Linked DNA regions of Homo sapiens: region 1 is linked to region 2. A link is an interaction called in ENCODE POLR2A ChIA-PET data of the cell type or tissue named here. Cell type or tissue: GM12878. All regions are shown on one strand.

The links. ChIA-PET counts read pairs that join two places held together with the same protein. Peaks named below come from ENCODE experiments on the same cell type or tissue, not always from the same donor. Only the 100,000 strongest peaks of a DNase experiment are listed, where the experiment ranks them.
Region 1: POLR2A ChIA-PET joins it to region 2 with 5 read pairs; 2 of 35 experiments call an interaction of 5 or more read pairs at or near these places.

Annotation. Positions count from the first base shown.
Region 1 is chr21:14,558,254-14,560,753 of GRCh38, forward strand. It overlaps a transcript of SAMSN1 not described here. Among named protein-coding and RNA genes, the nearest start is that of SAMSN1, 13 kb to the left of the region's middle. In GM12878, no CTCF peak of the experiment used is centred here; a DNase peak (open chromatin) is centred at 1,093; H3K4me3 peaks cover 37 bases.
Region 2 is chr21:14,452,160-14,454,659 of GRCh38, forward strand. No RefSeq gene overlaps it. Among named protein-coding and RNA genes, the nearest start is that of HSPA13, 70 kb to the left of the region's middle. RefSeq lists cis regulatory regions at 1-122, 2,078-2,500. In GM12878, no CTCF peak of the experiment used is centred here; DNase peaks (open chromatin) are centred at 922, 1,382 and 2,082; H3K4me3 peaks cover 254 bases; H3K27ac peaks cover 2,500 bases.

The DNA of each region.
Region 1 (2,500 bases), 110 kb after region 2:
AAAATTGCAGAATCCGTACCCCTCAAAACTCAAAAGGATTATGGCAGGTAGAACAAATGTTGAATTAGACAACATGAGAAAAAAATCCAGCAAAAATTTGGAAACACGCATGCTACGAACTATTTAAAAAAAAAACACTTTCAGCTGGGCGCAGTGGCTCACGCCTGTAATCCAATCACTTTGGGAGGCTGAGGCAGGTAGATCCACATGAGCTCAGGAGTTCCAGAGCAGCCTGGGCAACATGGGGAAACACCATCTTTACTAAAAATACAAAAAAATTAGCCGGCCGTGGTGATGCATGCCTGTAGTCCCAGCTACTCGGGAGGCTGAAGCAGGAGAATTGTCTCAACCCAAGAGATGGAGGTTGCAGTGAGCCGACATCTCATCACTGCATGCCAGCCTGGGTGACAGAGTGAGACTCCATCTCAATTAAAACAAAAACAAAAACAACAACAACAACAACAACCAAAACTTTCTCCTGTATGGAGAAATTCATAAGATATGTCAAAATACCTTCCTAATGATGATAATGATCTATTATTGATCTTTATAACATTCTGTCCCATGGCTTCAACATCTTTTAAGATAAATTATTTTATTCTAACAGCTTTCCTGTGAAGTACTTATTCTGATTTTTACGCATATGAAAAACTATTTGAATTTCCTTTTCTACCGACTCAGCTCCTGATTCCAGGACTTCTAATTCTGAACCCACGAGTTTTCCTGCAAAGCATTCATTGAAATGAAATATCTCCTCACCCATTGAAAGAAATTATGTCGGTCCCATCTCCACTAAAATCCTGGCCCTATAATTCTCTGAATATTAGAGCTTGACTTGAATTTGCCAACTCCTGTTTGTGCAGATAGTGTGTTAGAAAAGTAACACTTCTCCTTTGAAAAAGAAAAGAAACTTTCTTTACAAGATAATAAATATATAGGGGAAAAACATGGGCTTTTGTTTTTCTAGTTTATGGTGCAATCAGTATGTCATGTGGTTCATGCAAAGGCAGCTTCTTTATTTCAGACAGCAAAGGTCATCTCTTCTGACAACCAGTAGGTGAGCAGAATCCACTCAGTAGTATCACCTTACCAAGGCAGCAATGGGGAAACTACAGAAGTTTGTTGCTGGTCTTTAAACCAGCACAGCTTTGATCACCACCTTGGAAAACCCTAATAAGCTTAAGAGTCTTTTCTATGACTGACTAATGTCTTGACTAGTGAAGGTCCCTTGGGAGAATCTGTCTCTTTCTGTCTCTCTTCTTTTTCCAGAGAGTGGGGCTCTCTCAGTCACCCAGGCTGGAATTCAATAGCATGATCATGGCTCACTGCAGCATTGAACTCATGGGCTCCAGAGATCCTTCTAGTCCTCCTGTATTGCTAGGACTACAGGTGTTGGCCACCATGCCTGTCTAATTTTTTTTTTTTCTTTTCTGCAGAGACAAGGTTATCCCTATGTTGCCCAGACTGGTCTTGAACTCCGGGCCTCAATTTATCCTCCCATTTCTGCTTCTCAAAGTGCTGGGATTACAGGTGTAAGCCACCAAGCCTGGCCTCAAAATCCCTCTTTTAGGCAGACAGAGATAAGAATGAATGGGATTTGAATTCCCCACAGGCATAATATATTGTTTCTGGGCTCTTCCCAGCATTCTTGTTATGCTGCAAGATTTGGAAGGAGGTGGTCTCATCTTATTTGTTTAACAATTATTTACCAAATATCTATTATGGGCCTGGGACTCTGTCAGGTGTCCAAAGACGGAAAGGTATGAACTGTGCCTTCCAAGACTTTACAGTTCAGTGGGAAGACAGGCAGATCAACAGAGAGTGAGAATCCAATGTAACATGTTCTGTATCAATCTGAGGTGTAATAAGCAGTGAAAGCATAGAGGGTAAATTGTTAATTTGCCTGGAGAAGTTAGGAAATGTTTTACTAAAAAGGTAATTCTTGAGAAAACATTTAGTGAAACAGGAATTTGTCAGGTGGACAAGAAAAATGGGGGGCATATTCTAGCAATGGGCAGAGTATATGATATTAGAGACATGAAATTGTTTGGTACTGAAACCATCTTTGCAAGATTATGGCAGCAAGAAATCTGACATAGCTGACTCCATCTTGCTTCTGACCTCCAAGCTGTCCTTGATCATTCCTGAGTGTAGGCCAAGCTAACTTTAGGAAGAATTTAGTATATAGTTTAATCTTAGAGCAAAGATTAAACTTCAAAACATGTCTCTTTCTTTGTTCAGGTAACATTATGCAGACAGGAGAGCTCTAATATAACATTTTGGACCAAACTGAGAGAGAAGAGGGGTGATCTTTTCTGCATTCTGTTTGTCTGTTTCATAGACAAGAAAACTCTGAGGAAGTTTAGTAATCAACAAGCTTTAGAAATTTTGAAAACTGGAAGAAAGGTATATCTCTCTATTTCCCATCTCTACTTCATGCTCCACATTTTAGTCAGTGCCTTTTATCTAACCACAAATCTAACTGTGTCCCTCTCTTGCT
Region 2 (2,500 bases):
CTTTGACCATCTGCTCCTATCCCTCATTTTTTATTTAATTTTTTTTCAGATTTAATACTGTCCTGAGGTACACAAATGCTCTTTTTGGTTTGTGAAGCTCAAGGTCAATTTAAAGGCAAGTCCCTAGAGAAGTGAGCATTTGTGACTAGGTCATCTATTTCCCTGAATCTGTTACAGCTTTTGAGACGTATGTAAGAAGGAGAAAGCAGATAAGCCAAATTGGTTTTTGAGACGAGGGGCACCTACAAATGTAGCACTATTGACCATGAAAGTGTAGCATAATAGTATTTATTTGGAAAAAGATCCATTTGATCATTTTATCCTCTGGGAAGCTACAATGTCTACATCTTTCTTTTATTAAAAAGTTCGTTAGAATGTAACCCATTCCACCCTCTTCAACCACACCCCCGCCCACGCAGCCCCGGTTTTGTCTATTAAACAAATTCTGTTTTGAGATCATTTTCCCTAAGTTTCCCAGAATTACTACTCCCCCCTCTCAAAACTGTTTTAATTTGTGTAACAAGGCTACTCCAGAGGGATATTTGCTAGCAGGAGTATTGATCCAGTAATGGAGTTGCAGTTCAATTGCGGTGACAAGAAGCCCGATTTTTTTTTTTTTTTTTTTCCTTTAAGGATGATCAAGATATTTAGATTCCAGAGGGTAAAATTTGCACATGAAATCACCTGATTTTCCTCGTGACATTACGTTTTACTGCTTAGGCAATACACTTGCCTTAGCAGTTTGTTAGAAGTTCACACATTTGCACCTTTTAAATAGCTTTCAAAAAGAAGGCTGTGATTCTCTCTCGGGGAGAGAAAAATTGCCCTCTCACAAGTGGGAAGTTGATATTCCTTGGAGACCACCGGTCTTCTCATGTGTGACATTATTCCCATTCTCATACTGAGACTCTTACAGACTTTATGTGAAGCACAGTGTGGTGGAAGGAACACTAATGAGGAGCCAGGAGGCCTGGCTTTCATACTCTTCTGCTCTTCATCAGCTGCTGATGCTGGACTAGGCACTTAACCTTTCTGACGGTCCTCTTCCTCTGCCATTTTAAAACAAGCATAAGTTGCTATGTGATCTTACGGGCTCCTTTCCATTCTAAAAGACAAACCAAGGTATAACAAGCTTAAAATATTAATAGCTTTGGTATGAGTTGAAAATGGACAGTGTCAAAAAAAAAACTTTAAATCATTTTTGTTTTAATGTATTCCTTAATGCTAGTGTGAGAAACTCATTTCTTTCATCTGAGATTTTTAACCAAAAGCTGGCCCTGTTGTCCTCACTTCTGATGAGACAATCTGAGAACCTTGCATAGGGTGTGGATGTGGAACATGTTGAGCTGATGTCAGAGTTTCAGTCACCTTTACACAGCAGCGTTTCCCATCAGACTGATGTTCACACTTCTATTTCTGGCAGCAACCTGCTTGGCCACAGGGTTTGTACAATTTCTCTTTTTTTCTCAACACAGCAATTTCCCAGTGCATGTAAACTCTGTGTTAATTATTTTGGCTATTAACTAGGAAAGAAGAAAAGCTCACATTTGCTAAATCCAGAATGACGGAGTGGATTCAGAAGTGCTCTCTCAACAAAGTGGTTTACACTCTGGAGCTAATGCAAACTCTCTTTGTTTCAATGTATTGCTCGCAAATATTGATTAATCATTTTTCTTTATTAGCTTATGCCCTCTTGGTGGTATAATGCATTTGACTTTCCTTCTGTCTTCCAGGAGAGTGGGATATTATAAACCTGAGCTGACACTTCAGCAAAAGGGTTCCAGAGGTTTCTAGAGATGGGGAAACAGATGATTAATGTCAGTCTCCTCTAATAAAAAATAAACGTTAGAGAGAGAGGGTGTGTTTTTTCTTACGTCCTTTAAAACCTTGTGCTATGAGTATGCGACAGTAGTGAGGCAGAAGACACTATGGTGAAATCATTCAGTTCAGGAGGCTCATTCTTCTATTAATTCCACAGTGCTTCCTGGACACAGTTTTCTGTGCCTTTTAAAGAAGGGCCAGAGGCCTATTCTAAAACCTGTATGGCTGTCAAATAAATATCACTGTGCCGGCAAAAGAGAGATTCTGGTTGAGGCCTTTCCCTCTTAACTACCTAAGGACTGTATATTTTTAGGTACAAAGGAAAGAATTAAGCTGCCTTTTGTGTCCCAGTTGATAAGCATAGTCTTAACAGTCAGAACTCTCTGGCTCTAAGCATGAAAAGAAACTTTTAGTTTACACATAAAAGGGGTGCTTCACACACAGGACAAGGAAATGGGAAGTTATAAGGACCCCGGACATTATCTCCCTGTACATCTGTTTTCTTCTCAAGCTGGTTTTTATCACTCAGTCAACACCATGGGGAAGATAGCCACTTCACAGGCCTTGAGATCTCTATCTTATTTTAGGAAAACGGAGCATACTAAACCAAGGGCGTTTCCCTCTCAGTTCTAAATTCAGCAGGAGAGGATTTTATTGTCTCAGCTCATGTCAAACAAGT